Linked DNA regions of Mus musculus: region 2 is linked to region 1. The links are chromatin contacts, found by POLR2A ChIA-PET in ENCODE. All regions are on one chromosome and are shown on one strand. Each heading gives the region's core, a stretch centred on a gene start or an enhancer-like site at or near the end of the contact. The rest is flanking DNA. Distances are from core to core; before and after follow the strand shown.

Region 1 (3,568 bases), core at 555-3,054:
CAAGTCATATACCGTATGACTCCATCTTTAGAATACTTTTGAAATAACAACATTTTAGAAATGGAGAACAGATTAGTGTGGGGAGGAGTGGGAGGAAGAGAAGGCTCAGCAGTAAGGGAGGCTGGCTGTATCTGAAAGGGCGGCTTCAGGGATTCCTGTCATGCTGAAATGTCTTGTACCATGACTGCAAAAATGTCAATATTCTGGTTTTGATATAAGTGCTAGATCTTACTATTGTGGAAAACAAAGTAAACAGAATTTGGGCTCTGCTGAATCATTATCATCATCATCACCATCAGTGTCTCACTTTGTAGTCCAAGCTGGTGTAAACTCAGAGACCTGCCTGCTTTTTCCTCCCAAGTACTGGGTTTACAGGCATGCACCAACATGCCTGGCTTGTCACATAATTTCCCCCCCCCCCTTTTTTTTTTTTAAATAACTGCATATGTATGACATCAAAATGAAGTTTACTTATTTACTATTTTCATTTTATTTATTTATTTTGGTTTTTCGAGACAGGGTTTCTCTGTGTAGCCCTGGCTGTCCTGGAACTCATTCTGTAGACCAGGCTGGCCTCAAACTCAGAAATCCACCTGCCTCTGCCTCCCAAGTGCTGGGATTAAAGGCGTGTGCCACCACTGCCCAGCAAAGTATACTTTTAATATGTACATTTTCTGAAACTCTTTCCTAGGGATATAATCTACAAGAAAGCAAAAAAGTTGGATGTATCAAATGTACACTAGCTATTTCTAACAACATACCTATTTAAAGTAAGTGCCCCATTAAGGAAACAAGTTACGATATATACATATAAATATGCACATATATATCCTCCCATTGGTCATTTGTCTCCGACAAAGAATACACTATTGTGTGGCACAATATTACAGTACATCAAAAATATTTTAATGCTAGCAGCCTATGGAATTCCAGCAGAAATAGGTTCCTTCCCTAGAATTACATAACCTTTTTATTTGTATTGGGGTCGCTGTAGTGTAACATTAAATGACTCCCCCCCCCCCAGATTAGATTGCAACCACACATTACAATAAAAAAATTTTTCAGCTGGGATTGGTGGTGTACATCTGTAATCCCTACAACTGAGGGATGAGTGAAGAGACTGGACTGCTGCAAATTCGAGGCCAGCCTGGTCTACTTAAGTTCCAGACTAGATAGGGTTACAGAGCAGGGTTGTCTTAAAAATACCCACACCTCCCAACCAAAAATCAAAAAACAAAAACCCTTCCAGTTGAAGAGCAAACTTCAGTTCCAAAGGCTTCCCAGATTTGACTAAGCAGTCATGGGCCCAGGTAGATGAGAAGAGCTATTGGCTGCTCTGTCCAAACTGCGTTAAGGGTGACACCCCAAGACCCCAGGGACCGGCAAGGGAAGGCGCACGCGAGCAAAGGGTCGAGCCCGAAGGTGCAATGACCACGCCAAGGTCAACGCAGGGAGGCTGCAGCCAGCCACGGCCTGAGGGCTCTAAGCTCCCTATGTCCGGAGCCCCATCCCGAGCGGCGACCCCACTGCTCCCAGAGGCTGCGCAGTGTGGACTCCACATACAGCAGGTAGGCGACCTTGGAGCCCCTCCACCTCCGACCCCGAGGACCGCACCTCTACTCCCTGCCAGGGGCCGAGACACGCCCCCACGAGTCACACCCCGGCACAGCTTACAGTCCACCTCCCACATCCTTTTTCGCCCTCTCAACCCAGCTTTTCCCGACTCCGGGAAGAACCGGGAAGAGAAGGCGGAGGGCGGCGAGGCACCGTCGGATAAATACTATGGTCAGGTCACGCCCCCTTGATGTCACTTCCGCCCCAGGGTAAGATGGCAGCGCCCGGTCCTTGCCACGCAGACTTCCGCCTTGCCCGGAGACCCGCGGCCCGTGGTTGCTCTAGTCGGAGGTGAGGTTGTGATACTCGGCGCAGAGCCTCCACGCAGGTGCGTCACGAAGTCCCCAGGGAAAGGGCAGGTGACGGAGTCCAAAGCTAGGGGTGGGGCGCTCCGGGAAGCCTCGCCACGTGGGACGGGGAGGAGCTGAGCTGCAGCGAGAGCGACGCACGGGCGGGGGGCGGGAGGCCACGTGGGTGCGGTTCCGCCCAGGGTCCTCGCGTCCAGCCCTTGGAGTCACTTTGTTGCCTACTTTCTTCTAGGAACCATGTCGGAAGGAAACGCGGCGGGCGAGCCCAGCAATCCTGGAGGGCCGCGACCCCTTCTCTCTGGGGGCCGGGGGCTGATCGGCCGGCGGCCCGCACCCCCGCTTACGCCCGGTCGCCTTCCCTCCATCCGCTCCCGGGACCTCACCCTTGGCGGAGTCAAGAAGGTACCTGCGAGCGCGTTTGTATAGAAACCCACCCAGGCCGTAGGGAGGCGACTCGTGATGTTCATTCATGTGCTGCCTTGGGCCCCTGGTGGGATGTCAGCCTTTAGAGAGACCTGCAAACCTAGGTGCTGGTACAGGACACTGACAGGGTCTCCTAGGCAATTAAAAGACAGTGAATCTAGTTGATTCAAGACATCCGGAAGTGCTTATTATGTTCTGGGCTCCTTACAAAATCCCTTGAAAGCCAGACAAAATTGCTTTACTTGCAATTTCGAGTGTTCATAACTCTGTGGATGTCAGTATTGAAAACTAATAATCTAGTAAGTGATGAATCTTAGGCATGCCGGTAACTGCTCTTTGTCCCCTCCTGTTATGTGTGTAACAGTAGATGTAACTGTACCGAGTAGCTCTGAAAAGGAATAGCAAACACAGGATAAAGCATTTTAGCTTTGCCTTGGGGGCTACTGGTGATAGTCTACCTGTCTCTCTAAGCCATCCCAGGACTGTTGGTCAGTTGAGCACATCGAAAATACAGTACTGTGTTTTACTTTTCAGAAAACCTTCACCCCAAATATCATCAGTCGGAAGATCAAAGAAGAGTAAGTAATGAATGAACAGTACTCACCCCGGTTAGCTCTGAATTTGGGGACGTAATTAGGTTGTGTGGCCTAGAGATTTTAACTTACGCTATTAGCTTATTCACCAGTGGTTCTCATCCTTCAATCCTGGGTTATATAGGGGCATGTTTCTTTTTGAGACAGTGCCTCGCTACATGGCCTTGCATGTCCTGGAACTCACTTATGTAGGTTGCTGGCCTAGAACTCCCAGAGATGTGCTTGCCTCTCAGACCTGTGTCCTGAGTGCTGGGATTAAGATGTACACCTCCACGCTTAGCTCCAGGGCACTTTGCATTAGAGGGTCTTTTTGGTTTTTGTTTTGTTTTGTTTTTTTTCTGTAATAAATAGCTGAGATAATTGGCTTACAGAGAGGGACATTTTGTTTTGGAGATTTTAGTCCACGATCAATCAGGTGGTTCTTGCTTTTGGGTTCATGGTATGGCAATGAATGCAGTCGGAATACCCAAGGGAAGAAAGAAATTAAGGAGAGGAAAGGGCTGAGTTTCTATTCTCCTTTAGGAGCTGGGTAACCACCCAGTAGGCTCCATCTCTTATAGTTTCAGCTACCTTCTGTTTCTGCCGAGGTGGGGCTGAACTCTCCAACTTTGCCTTAAGGTCCTCTGCTCT
Region 2 (3,463 bases), core at 646-3,145, 130 kb before region 1:
AACCCCTTGGTCTCCACTGCCAAACTGTGCAGAGTCAGACACTCCTGTAGGAGCCTCAAGATGGCCACCTTGATGCCGCCCCTTTGTTCCATAGGGGTAAAGCCACAGGCAGTGATGGGCAAGTGAGGTGTCCCCACCGTGCCCACCAACACCCACACCGACTGGACTGTTGTGAAGGTGGTCACCAGCCGTTGGCAGACCACACTGCAGGGGAGCTCTTGAGGCAGAATGAGAGGGTGCATGGCTTGTTGGCAGAATTTGGCGCCTAGCTCTACCAGGTGCAGAACATCATGGGCTCTAAGCGGTGTGGGCAGGGAGACCCGTGGGTACCAGCCGGCCTGGAGGGACTCAGAATCAGCATCTTTGGAAGTCTTGAGAACTCCGCCTAGGAGAGATTTGGGGGGTGGGGTGGGAAGAGGGCCAGTATGAGAAGGGTTGAGCCTGAGAGAGTAAATGGCCACCCCAACACTCCAGAGAGAGAGAGACCCCCAAAAGCTCTTAGCCCGTAGTAGGTCAATGGCCATAAGCAGAAGCCCACAGTATGGCTGGCTATGGATGAGGGACCGTGAGAAATGTCACTAGGTGGGGGATACCTGTTGGTCGAGCGAGGAACACAAAGCGGATCCAGGAGGCGCCCCTCTCCTCCACGGACAGCAGTGTCACTGGCTCACAGAGCAGCCCTGCCTCCTCCTTCACCTCCCGCTGCATGGCCTCCACGATGGTTTCTCCTGGTTCCATTCTTCCTGCAGGGAGGTACCATGTCCCCCGGCATTCCCTCTTGGCCTCCTGTATCATCAACACCTCATCCTGGGAGGGAGGGAAGTGAGACAATCTTCACTCCTACCCAGCCAGTCTGGGGGCTTCAGAAGAGTAGCCCCTACCTGGATGGCAGCCCAAAGCTCCCTTCTTGGTAGACAGACACCTTTAGGATGCTGGATCCTCAGGAGTCAGGCCCTGATATGGCTGAAAGCAGTGGCTGTCTCCGCTTTGCTGTAACTCAAACCCAGAGGGACTTCTGTTGTAGAAAGGGGCTGAGGACCTTGGGCGTTGCTCTAGGAGGCTTCCTCCTGAAGGTTGCCACCACTCCTATACTGACTCATTTATGCCACTGTCTTGCTCTTGTTCCCATGGGACTTACAAACCGCCTGTGTCAAGTCCTCAATCTAGGGTCTGAGGCTTTGAAACTTAGCTCCACCCCTATACCAACCTACCCCTTCTTGGCCAGGATTTTATAACGCTGACTTGTGCAGAAGTGATCACTAAAAAGAACTCTCACAGGATCGGAGGCCTGCATGTAAGCTCCCCATTACTCTCCCGAGGCGCCGGGAGAGTCTAGACTCCTGGAAAGGAAGGGGGCATATTACAGGCCTCTCCTGGTGGGGGGCGAGGTCTAGTGGATGAGATAAACCGCCCCGGGACCTCGGCTTCTCCTTCCATATTATAGAGTCTACAGAAGGACGATCTCAGCTCAGCTGCTAGTGTTGAGAGTGCTTTGCAACATTGGGAAGCGCCACATACAGGCAGCGGCCGTTGGCTCGCCTGTTCAGATCAGGGCAGGCGGCACGCTCCCGAGACCAGCCGAAGGCCAGCGGCCGGTCGGACGCTCACCTGCTCGTTGAGGAACACGGCCAGCACCACGTAGCAGACATTCTTCCGCAGCCGCACGGGAAACAGCGGCTTCCCAGCCGGCTCCGAGTCACAGCTCTGCACCAGCAACCCCTTTCCCCCCAGCACGGTGGCAAGCGCCCCTGCCAGGCCCTCCGTGGCCATCAAGTCTCCGGGGAGGTGGCAAGCCGGGACCTGCCAGACCCCCGGAGGCAAGCGGCCGGGACCTGAGCTGCGGTGGGCCGCGGCGCCCTCGCCCCCTCCCCTGACTTGAGGGCCAAGACTAACACGGAACCTCCGGGAGAGACCTGGTCGCTGATAGGCTGCGCGTCACTGCGGCCTGCCCGGATTGGCCAGCTCGCAGCGGTTATCGGGAGGGCGGGGCGCCGGGATCCTCCCTCTGCCCCCTCCTCTCCTGGGTTTCAGCCTCACTTCACACTCTCCCTAGCGATTAGCTAATTCACCCAGCACGCACTTGTCCGCGCGGGTTCCGACGGTGATGTCATCCTGCCTGTAGGGTGATGAACACCACTGTGACCAGGGTCGATGGCGTCACTCGTCCGATGACATTACGGAAGCCCAGACTCCGCCGTTCGCTCCCACTGTCCAGCTTTTATCATAAACGAACCACAGAAGTGCTCACGACGAATAGGCCCCAAATAACTTTCTGACTTCGTTAAAATGCTCTGAATGTGGTATGGCTCAGGCACATAACGTTGCGTTAGAAATTCTGATCTGTCTAGGTCGATGGACACAGGGCATTTTAAGAGTCCGAGGCTAAAGGATTGGTTTGGGGGTGGGGTGGGGGATGGGGAACGTGATTGACAAGCCTCAGAGGAGGGATGGGACAGGTGGTCAAGGTGGGACAAGGCTGGGGATGAGAAGAAGCTAAGGGGGGGGGGGATGAATGAAAGGGAGATTGAAGTCAGCACTGTAGCCTGCATCCGATCCTGTGCCCAATGCTTTTCCCAGGCTTCTGAAACAGACTCCATCTTTAGAGGGCAGGGGTGGTGCCCTCCTACCCAGCGTCCAGGGCCTGGTCATGAGGAACAGGGTGTGGGTTGTTTTGGCCAGCTCCTGCTTCTCTCCCAGCCTGACCTTTCTTCCTCTGAGCTTCTTTAACCTCCACTCAGGACAGGAAGGCAGGGCCAGCTGAGAGGAATCCACAAAGCAGGCCAAGTCTGGGCTCCTCACCCCATCCCAGACTTCCCTTTCCTCCCCCACTGCTGGCTCTGTGTACCTCCTTTGGGGGACAGTGGCTTGATGGTACTGACAAAGCTCTGGAGTTTAAAAGCCAGACATCCAGCCTCTGCTGACTGACGTGCTCTGTGCCCTGGGTGGCCTCAATGTCCTCATCTGTACAGTAGGTCTGTAACAGCCCTCCTTTTCCATACTTGTTGAGAAGCCAAGAGAGCTTGGGAGAAGCCATGCACTATCTGAACACCGTCACCAGGCAGCCCACCTGTTCTCCAGGTAGGGTCTCAAAGCCATAGTCCATAGAGCACACCTGCACATACAAGAACACACACACCGTGAAACTGGGGAGTATAGCTCAGCGGTAGAGTATTTACCTAGCATACACAAGGCCCTGAGTTCAATTCCCAGCACCACAAAACCACATCTGTGCTCTGTAGACTTGACTGGCAGGCGATCTCAGCCCTCCGGGACTGGTCTCAGCCTTTCTTCTCCCCGATGCTGATGCAAACTCCCTGAAGAGGAAATCTACGTGAGGTTGGATGGGCACTGTTAGTGGCCCACAGTATTTTCAGGCACTTGGACACTTCTGACTTGAGGCCACTGAAGACCTCCTATTTCTAAATTAACTGTAGTCATCGGCAGAGGGTCAAGATCAGGCCCC

Evidence for each region. ChIA-PET counts read pairs that join two places held with the same protein, here RNA polymerase II (POLR2A).
Region 2: POLR2A ChIA-PET joins it to region 1 with 15 read pairs in Patski. The contact joins the promoter of Nudt18 here to the promoter of Polr3d in region 1. POLR2A ChIA-PET finds 5 or more read pairs at or near these places in 4 of 5 experiments (Patski and embryonic stem cell).

The regions. Positions count from the first base shown.
Region 1 is chr14:70,441,707-70,445,274 of GRCm38, reverse strand. Polr3d (polymerase (RNA) III (DNA directed) polypeptide D) reads left to right here and starts at 1,804. Exons shown (of 9, transcript NM_025945.3): 1 at 1,804-1,942; 2 at 2,155-2,324; 3 at 2,880-2,923. The coding sequence starts at 2,160. Mir320 (microRNA 320) reads right to left here and starts at 1,765; the gene lies at 1,684-1,765.
Region 2 is chr14:70,576,256-70,579,718 of GRCm38, reverse strand. Nudt18 (nudix (nucleoside diphosphate linked moiety X)-type motif 18) reads right to left here and starts at 1,895. Exons shown (of 3, transcript NM_153136.5): 1 at 1,609-1,895; 2 at 594-807; 3 at 1-385. The coding sequence starts at 1,770.